Regions from separate parts of the Homo sapiens genome. Here region 1 is linked to region 2. A link is a contact called in ENCODE Hi-C or POLR2A ChIA-PET data. All regions are on one chromosome and are shown on one strand. The core of a region is the stretch at or near the end of the contact, and the rest is flanking DNA. Distances in the headings are between cores, read along the strand shown. Region 1 overlaps TBX15 (T-box transcription factor 15). Region 2 overlaps TBX15 (T-box transcription factor 15).

Region 1 (3,810 bases), core at 525-3,024, 46 kb after region 2:
AGAGAGAGAGTATGTGTGTGTGAAGTTAAACATATACTCTGGTAACATTCCTTGAGGGAGAGGGTAGAAACTAAGAACAAAGGAAAAAGGGGAATGTGGAATAGAGTGGGAAATGTCAACAATTAAGGCCTCTTCTGCACCAGGAACTGTGCTAGATACCTCCCACATTACCTCAGTGAATCCTCCCAACTATGAATGCTGGGCTGTGGAGGATACACCCTGATCCATGCCAGAAAGCCTTCAGGCGAATAAGAATATGTATTTATAGACATCTGCAAGAGAGACCATCAGCTCTCCTTTGGAAGGCAGACAGCTGTGTTCTGCCAGGTGTTCAAGGCTTCTGCAGCTGAACATGAAATGTACAAGGTGTTTCAGGCCTGAGAGATGATGGTCCTTGATATTTCCAGTACCTAACCTCTGTCAGCACTGTAGAGGCTCCAGATTCTGTAGCTGGAAAAAAACACATCAGCCCTGCCAAGCTGAACTGAGCCTTCCCTGGAGTTACTGCCACTGCAGCACCTGTTTCACTGCTGTTGTGTTTTCCCTAAAACCACCTGAACACTCTGAGCACTAGCAAAATATAGAGCTTTGTTCTCCAGAACAGTGTCAGTCCTACTCCAGCCCCCTAATTCATCATTGTTAAATAGTGAATGAACTCAGTTCAGTGAGCGAGGGGAGCTACATATAGACCAAATGAGAAAGAGATGAAATCTGACTTCGAAATCAGAATAGGCACAAATGTCTGCAATAAATTCAGTACATCCAAAGATGCTCTGATTACAACCAGAGTTAGGAGCCAATTTCTCCTCCTTGTACAGACACCTGGAATATAGTACCTTGGGGTGGAGTAGAGAGGCATGTTTCACCTGCGGCTTCCCAGAGAAAAGCCCTAGACTGAAACCATCTTCTCTGAATCTCTCCTGCACTCCAAGAAAAGGCCCAGCAGCAACTTAGAAATTGTCAAGACAGCTGCAGGGCTAGCTGAAGAATCACTGGAGCAAAGCAAAACTTGAAGAGAAAGAGAAAAAAAAAAAAAAAGAAGAGAAAAGGGAAGTCAGAGCAAGGGAGAAGAATGTCTGGCAGGAGCCTGTGGTTTGAGTGAGGCGGGATGGGGGACCCCCTGGCTATTTCTGCCTCTGTTTTTGGCGGCCTCTCCATCTTGCTGTGTTTATGGGCCTGACGTGACTTTCCAACTAAGTACATCCGCTAGGCTTGCACTGGAAAACTTGCCACCTTCCGCCCAGTTCAGGTTTCATCTGATTCACACCAGGAAGCTCTAGTTTCGAGAGCCCCATGCATTTTTGCAGCTGAATGGAAACAACTGGATGCAAATCAGACCTAGAGAACACCTGCAGCTCTTCACTGCCCTTGCACCTCCATCTAACCTTTGAAGCGAATGGCTTGGGTGGCCAGACTCAGTGACTGAGCTTCTCCAAGCTTTGAGATCCACAGCTGCAAGCTTCCCAGGACCCAGAAGAGGAGGCCAGTCCTAAAAAGTACCAAAGTTTATACAACACAATTGAGCGACCAGGAGGCCAAACTGGACAATGAGAGGAATGGCTGCAGGGAAGGCCTGCCAGGGTAGAAAGCACAAGGTTTAATTTATAGGAGATGACACAGCCTCCCAGGCAGGCTACTGAGTGAGCCGGCAGAGTCTCCCTCAGGATCAGGGCTTCGTGTTCCAAAGTCCAGGCTGGTGTGAGGAAATAGGGACAAGCGGCCACTCTGACTCAATCATCCCCAGTGTTTGCTACTTGTTGCTTTGAAGGGAGGAGGGAGGGCAGAGTCGAGGTCTGGTCAACACAGCAGTGGCTCAAAGTGCAATTTAATCATCCTGGACTTGGCCCAACCCATCCTCTTGGTGTGAGGGAGGAGCAATTTGTTATTGCTGCTGTCATCGACACTGGGCGGCCATGGACAGAGATCTGCAGGCAGCAGCAGTAGCAGGAAAGGCTGGGGAGCAAAAGAAGTGAGTGGCAGTTGTGCTGGGCTATAGGAACTGCAGGAGAGTGGTGGCCCCCAAGGACTGGGAATTCATGCAAGGTCCTCTTCATCCAGGCCCTGCTATAGGAAACCTGATGGGAATCAAGAGACTAAAAATGATTTCCTGGTTCCCCCTTCCTAACTCAGGCTCTGTGCCCCATACTCTGTTCATATTCTGTCGAGACACCCATCCCCCTGTGTTTCACTTGTCTGATTACATATCTGTCTTCTTAAGAGCAGAGAATGGTGTTTATTCATCTTTATACCTCCCAGCACCTAATACCATATTTGTTGAATAAGTGAATCAACTATTGCTATGATGAGAGTGTGATTCATTCTCTCCACTGAAATTGAGCATGTACTCTTCTACAGTCTCGATGTTTGCAAAGTACTGCTAGGAATCAGGCAGCCATCTTCCTTGGGGAGAAGGAGCATTACTCAAAGTGCATGAGGGGAAGGGAGATGTCAGAAGAATGCCCCATTTACTATGTAAAATTCAGGTTCCTAGAGCCTTCCTCTGACTCTCTGAAGCAGAAGCTTGATGATGGAGGCCAAAAAAGGATAAGAAGTTTCATCTCACTAGATCCCCATATTTAAGTGTGAATCCTGAGGCCTAGGGAAGAAAAGTGATTTGCTCAAAATTTCCTATCTAGTACTAGCAGAGCTGGGAGTATCATGTGTCTAACCCCATTCTTTCCCACTACAAGCTGAGTCACTTCCATGAGCATCTCCTTGGTACCTGCTACCTGGGGGACTCTCTGGTGAGCTCTGAGGGGAATGCAAAGATGATTAAGGCACTATCCCTGTCTTCAAGGTATGTACAGTCCAAGTGCTGAGATAAGACCCTCTCCTATAATCAAGACAGGCTATGGTACCTATTGGTACCCATGCCGAAGCAAATGACAATGGCTTTGGTCTTCCTACAACCCAATATATGGATGTTTACTGAAGAACTTTTTAAGTTACAGTCAACTTCTACTTTTCCAGAAGAACTACAAGAAGCCAGGATTAACATTTATATCATGAGGATATGCCAATTTTTCAAAAGTTCTAGTACATTAAGCCCAAATCCTAGCCAACAAAATTTCTTTTTTCTATGAGGACAGTGTTACACAAAAGGCACATTCATTTTTTGTAGAACTCTAAGGAAAACTGTGTAAGGGTCCATTACTACAGACCAGCACTGATAACATTTTGGCTATGTGAGCTTACAATTTGTTCCAATATCAGATAAATAAAAAATTGACTATCGCTTTTTTAGGTAAACCCTAAAGACAGCCTTCAACTTCTGGTTGCCTACATAACCTCAAATCGTGCCTACATTTCCTCAATGCGTAATGACAATTCAGCTGATGATAAGGGTAACTATCATCACTTCTCCCAAAAGTAAAGCAGGCTACTTACTCTTGTCTCTGTGGCCAAAAGCAACCAACAACACCCCCTTCTGTATTTAAATGACAATGATGCTCGTTCCAAAGCCTCAAAATATCCTAGATGGACAAGTGGAAAACTGATAAGGCTTCATGAACTTCAGTGAACCACCTCACTACCTCTAATCAATTATGAAATACTAGTGTATCATATCAAAGTGCTCTCAAAAATGGCCAAACCAAGTGCTAAACTGAAGTTTTCATGTCCCCATAAAGTGTAACCTCTAGGATTTAAGGGACTCTCTCTACCCCTTTACAGTTTCCTCACTGTATCGGTTTACTTAGCTACACAATAAAGCCTTCAGTGGGAATCTAGAAAATTGGTGACAATGATGATCTTTGGAAAAATATCAGTGAACACTGACCATTTAGGTAACTGAATTAATTTAGAAATGGT
Region 2 (3,399 bases), core at 816-3,315:
ACCCCTGAAAAATCTATCCATGTACTTCAAGCTGAAGGTCTTAAAAGCCCTTGCATGCCATGGCCTACCTCCAGAAATAGCCTGTCATGAAAGTCCTGCCCCAAAGAATCACCACCAAGACAGGTCTAGAGGCTTCTTTACAAAAGGCTAGCTTCATTTTTGATCTCCTTATCACTAACAAGGTCTTCTGTTAGCCCATAGTGCAGAACCTTGGAAAAAAAGGCAATAGGAAATGGCTTGCAAGCACATTCTGCTGACCTGGACATGTAAAATAAGCTAATGGGAAGGAAGAGGATGGGCCATCTGAAATGAAAGTAGTAGGTATTCATTCCTCACTGGCTAAATTTTGAAAATGACGGCCTTTGTCTTGTTATAAACAAAGAATGATCAAAAGGAGAGCATTTGACATGTAGTCCATAAGCCTGAGTTCTACTACGCTCTACCACTAACAAGTAGTTGCTTGACCAAAAATATATTGCTCAATTTTGTTGTCTACAAGCTGGAATTTTGAGTGATTTTTACTTTTCTCAGTACATACAATTTTTAAAAATTCTGAGGTGAATACCATTTTATTCAAATCTAAATATATTTTAAATATACATAAGTTTAGTAGAGAAGTGATTCATAAGTCATTTTGTAAAGAAAATGATTGCCATAACTGATTTTTAGCATAAATCTGGATTTTAATATAATGTACTGCACATTTCACAAAATGGTTTGAAATAAAAGTTTTTGGTTTATTTGAAAATTCTTACAGACAGAATACCAAAGATAACCCCTGGTAATCTGTCATTTGAATGTAAATAAATGCCCTCAAACTATAAAAAAAAAAAATCTATTAAAATAAACAGTCATTGCAAAGCCTACGCACTTATGAGACAGATGTGTCACATTTGTGGATTCAATACTGTCTATACAAGATGAAATTTTCTGATTGAATAATCTTAGATATAGCTGGTTTCCCTACCCATTTTGATTCTCTCCTAACTTTCCATAGGTAACAGCTTTTAATTTTATATAGGAGGAGTGAGAAAGAATTTCGAGAAAAGAAAGAAGTATCAACAAGAGAAATGACACAGTCTCTAAGGACATTTATAGCAGGAGCAAATGGTCCTATAAACTTCAGCAATAAGAGATTCACTATATAATAACCTAGTCATAGTGACTGAGGCTAAGTCATCAAGAAAGGGGTGTTCTGTAAACTCTCTTTTCTAAAGCAGGAAGCATCTGATATATTTTGGAACTATTTCCCAGGAGAAAAACAGTTACATTTTTTTTCACACTGTTTTAGCTCTTAAGGTAGTAATTTTCTGAAAAAATGTTATTTGTCTACAACTCCTTGTTTCCTGGGAATGAGAAATATATGAGATATCACTGCAGGTGCTGAAGCCACCTATAGATACTTATCAGAGAAAAATGGCAATCTTTTAATGATAATAAATTACCATAAAATTTGTTTTAAGTGACTCAATTACTAAATATGATGTGGGGAAGAAAACAGCATGAGGGATTTGATCTGGTGATTTAGACTATGCAACAAAGAATTTGATTCTTACGTTAGCTATCCATTTCTCTTTGCCGAAGTGTACACAGTGGCGGAGCATACAGGTGTTTTCTAAAAGGCAGGAGCCATCAACCATCAGCAGGATGTGAGGGAAGTAATGTCACATAGAAAAGAAGTGCCTCTTCCCCAGTGATTCTTACCTGTTTCTCCCAGAATCTCTGAATCCTTTAGCAAAAGGGTTTCGGTCAATTTTTAATCTGGTAATCTGGAAACAAACAAATAAGTATGAATTGCTTTTATATTAACTGATTTCTTTCTTAGTACTCCTAGAAAATTACAAAAATCACTTTTTTAATAACAGTTGTTGCTTTTATTTAATTTCCTTTCAGCTCAAGATTTAATTTGAAGCTGGATATAGAACTTGGCCTGGCACACAGATGTCTGACCCACCCGACTCACTTCTCTATAAAAACTAAAATTTGCCCAGTATGTGACTCTAAAAACTCTCTCCTACTCACCTTCCTTGCCCCAGAGTGGTGGTAAATCACTTGCCTAGACAGATATTGAAATGGAAAATTGGTCAATGGTCACGTCCATGGTACATGACACACGGGAGGCACTTAAAAAATGCTTGTTGAATGAGTGAGTAAACAAATGATGTGTAAGTGAGTTAATAATTAATAATGGACTCAGTCAATTCAGTTAGGTGGAATCAGACCACAAGACAATCTGCCTTAGCCTGAAAGACCCAAAAAATTGACTGCATTTGCCATTTCACTGAAGGCATGCCTTTCCTACCACTAGAAATTATTCATTTAATGACTTGAAATGTTCATGTAGAAGACAGAAAAAGCAGACTTTTGCCAGGGTCTTACCCAAAGGAAAATCTACAATGTGAGACTGAATGGGGCAGGATGCAGTACATGTTATCCAGTCTCCAAGACTCACAAGCAAATCAGAAACAAAGAGCCAGTTTCATAAGGCTGACCAAGCTAGCACATCCAATTGTGTCACCAGCTTGGTCCTCAGGGGCCATGTGGTTCAACCCCCACTCAATGCATAAGTCCCCATCCATTGCATCCTATCTTAGTTCTGGCAAACCCTGCCATGGTTGTATATATTGCCCTCATGCCTGTAGACTAGAACAAGCCTGAACAACATATGTCACATGCACTCTAGTGTTTCCACTTTCAGCCTTGGTACCTTTGTGTCTGAATTGTTAATGACTCACTACATGCAAGCAATGGAGACTTAGGCATAGGTGCTAGGGAGCTCAGGAAGGAAGGAAGGCACTCCCAATGCAAGGTGATTCTAGAAATAAGGGAATCTCATTATTTAAGACCATCTTCATATTTTTGATAATTGTAGAACGTATCACTAGGACAGCTAAAGTTGTTTCCTACATTGCAAATCTTTCCTAGTTCTCTTTCACCTCATTTTATCAGAGTGGAATTTCCCAAGACCGCAGTCTTTAAAGGTCTTTCAAAGCAATGTGAGATTCTGACAAACAGACTCTGACTTGAAAGAGTCTTCCAGGCTTCAAGGTTATTTTCTTCCTAAATATTCCTTGCCTTTAAAATTGCACACTAATTATGCAGCACCAACAATGTAGCAAAAGCAATTTTACATGTATTTTATAGACCATAGCAGGAGTCTAAAGGTTTGGCTTTCTAAAGTCGAGTGTCTGCCATATGAATACTGTATTGAGTTTAAAGAGTGTCACTGCTTTTCTGTGTTTGACCGAAAATCAGTTCTTTCTTCCTCCATAATCCACAGCAATAAACCATGCACCATATTTTCTTTTCAAGTTGGAGTTATAATATTTTATTTTCTCTTTCAAGTTGGTTTATCCTGTCCAACTCATTTATGATAGGGATTTCTGACACATGACTGTG

Evidence for each region. Hi-C counts contacts between places; a loop is a spot of excess contacts on that map. ChIA-PET counts read pairs that join two places held with the same protein, here RNA polymerase II (POLR2A). Pooled maps may share reads with other maps.
Region 1: a loop to region 2 is called in a map of HepG2, with 3 times the contacts of the local background. The contact joins two enhancer-like sites. A Hi-C loop is called at or near these places in 5 of 168 maps with a recorded cell type or tissue (GM12878, HepG2, cardiac septum and 1 more), 29 of 37 single-sample maps with no recorded cell type and 5 of 50 pooled maps. POLR2A ChIA-PET finds 5 or more read pairs at or near these places in 2 of 52 experiments (CD8-positive, alpha-beta T cell and HepG2).

The regions. Positions count from the first base shown.
Region 1 is chr1:118,959,045-118,962,854 of GRCh38, forward strand. The region is part of intron 1 of TBX15 (T-box transcription factor 15); the gene reads right to left. Among named protein-coding and RNA genes, the nearest start is that of TBX15, 27 kb to the right of the region's middle. RefSeq lists an enhancer at 1,079-1,693. Within about 2 kb of position 1,775, at least 6 of the 41 ENCODE cell types and tissues checked have a DNase peak (open chromatin) inside an H3K27ac peak, as active enhancers do.
Region 2 is chr1:118,912,411-118,915,809 of GRCh38, forward strand. TBX15 (T-box transcription factor 15) reads right to left here. Exons shown (of 8, transcript NM_001330677.2): 6 at 1,705-1,769. Among named protein-coding and RNA genes, the nearest start is that of TBX15, 74 kb to the right of the region's middle. Within about 2 kb of position 2,066, at least 2 of the 41 ENCODE cell types and tissues checked have a DNase peak (open chromatin) inside an H3K27ac peak, as active enhancers do.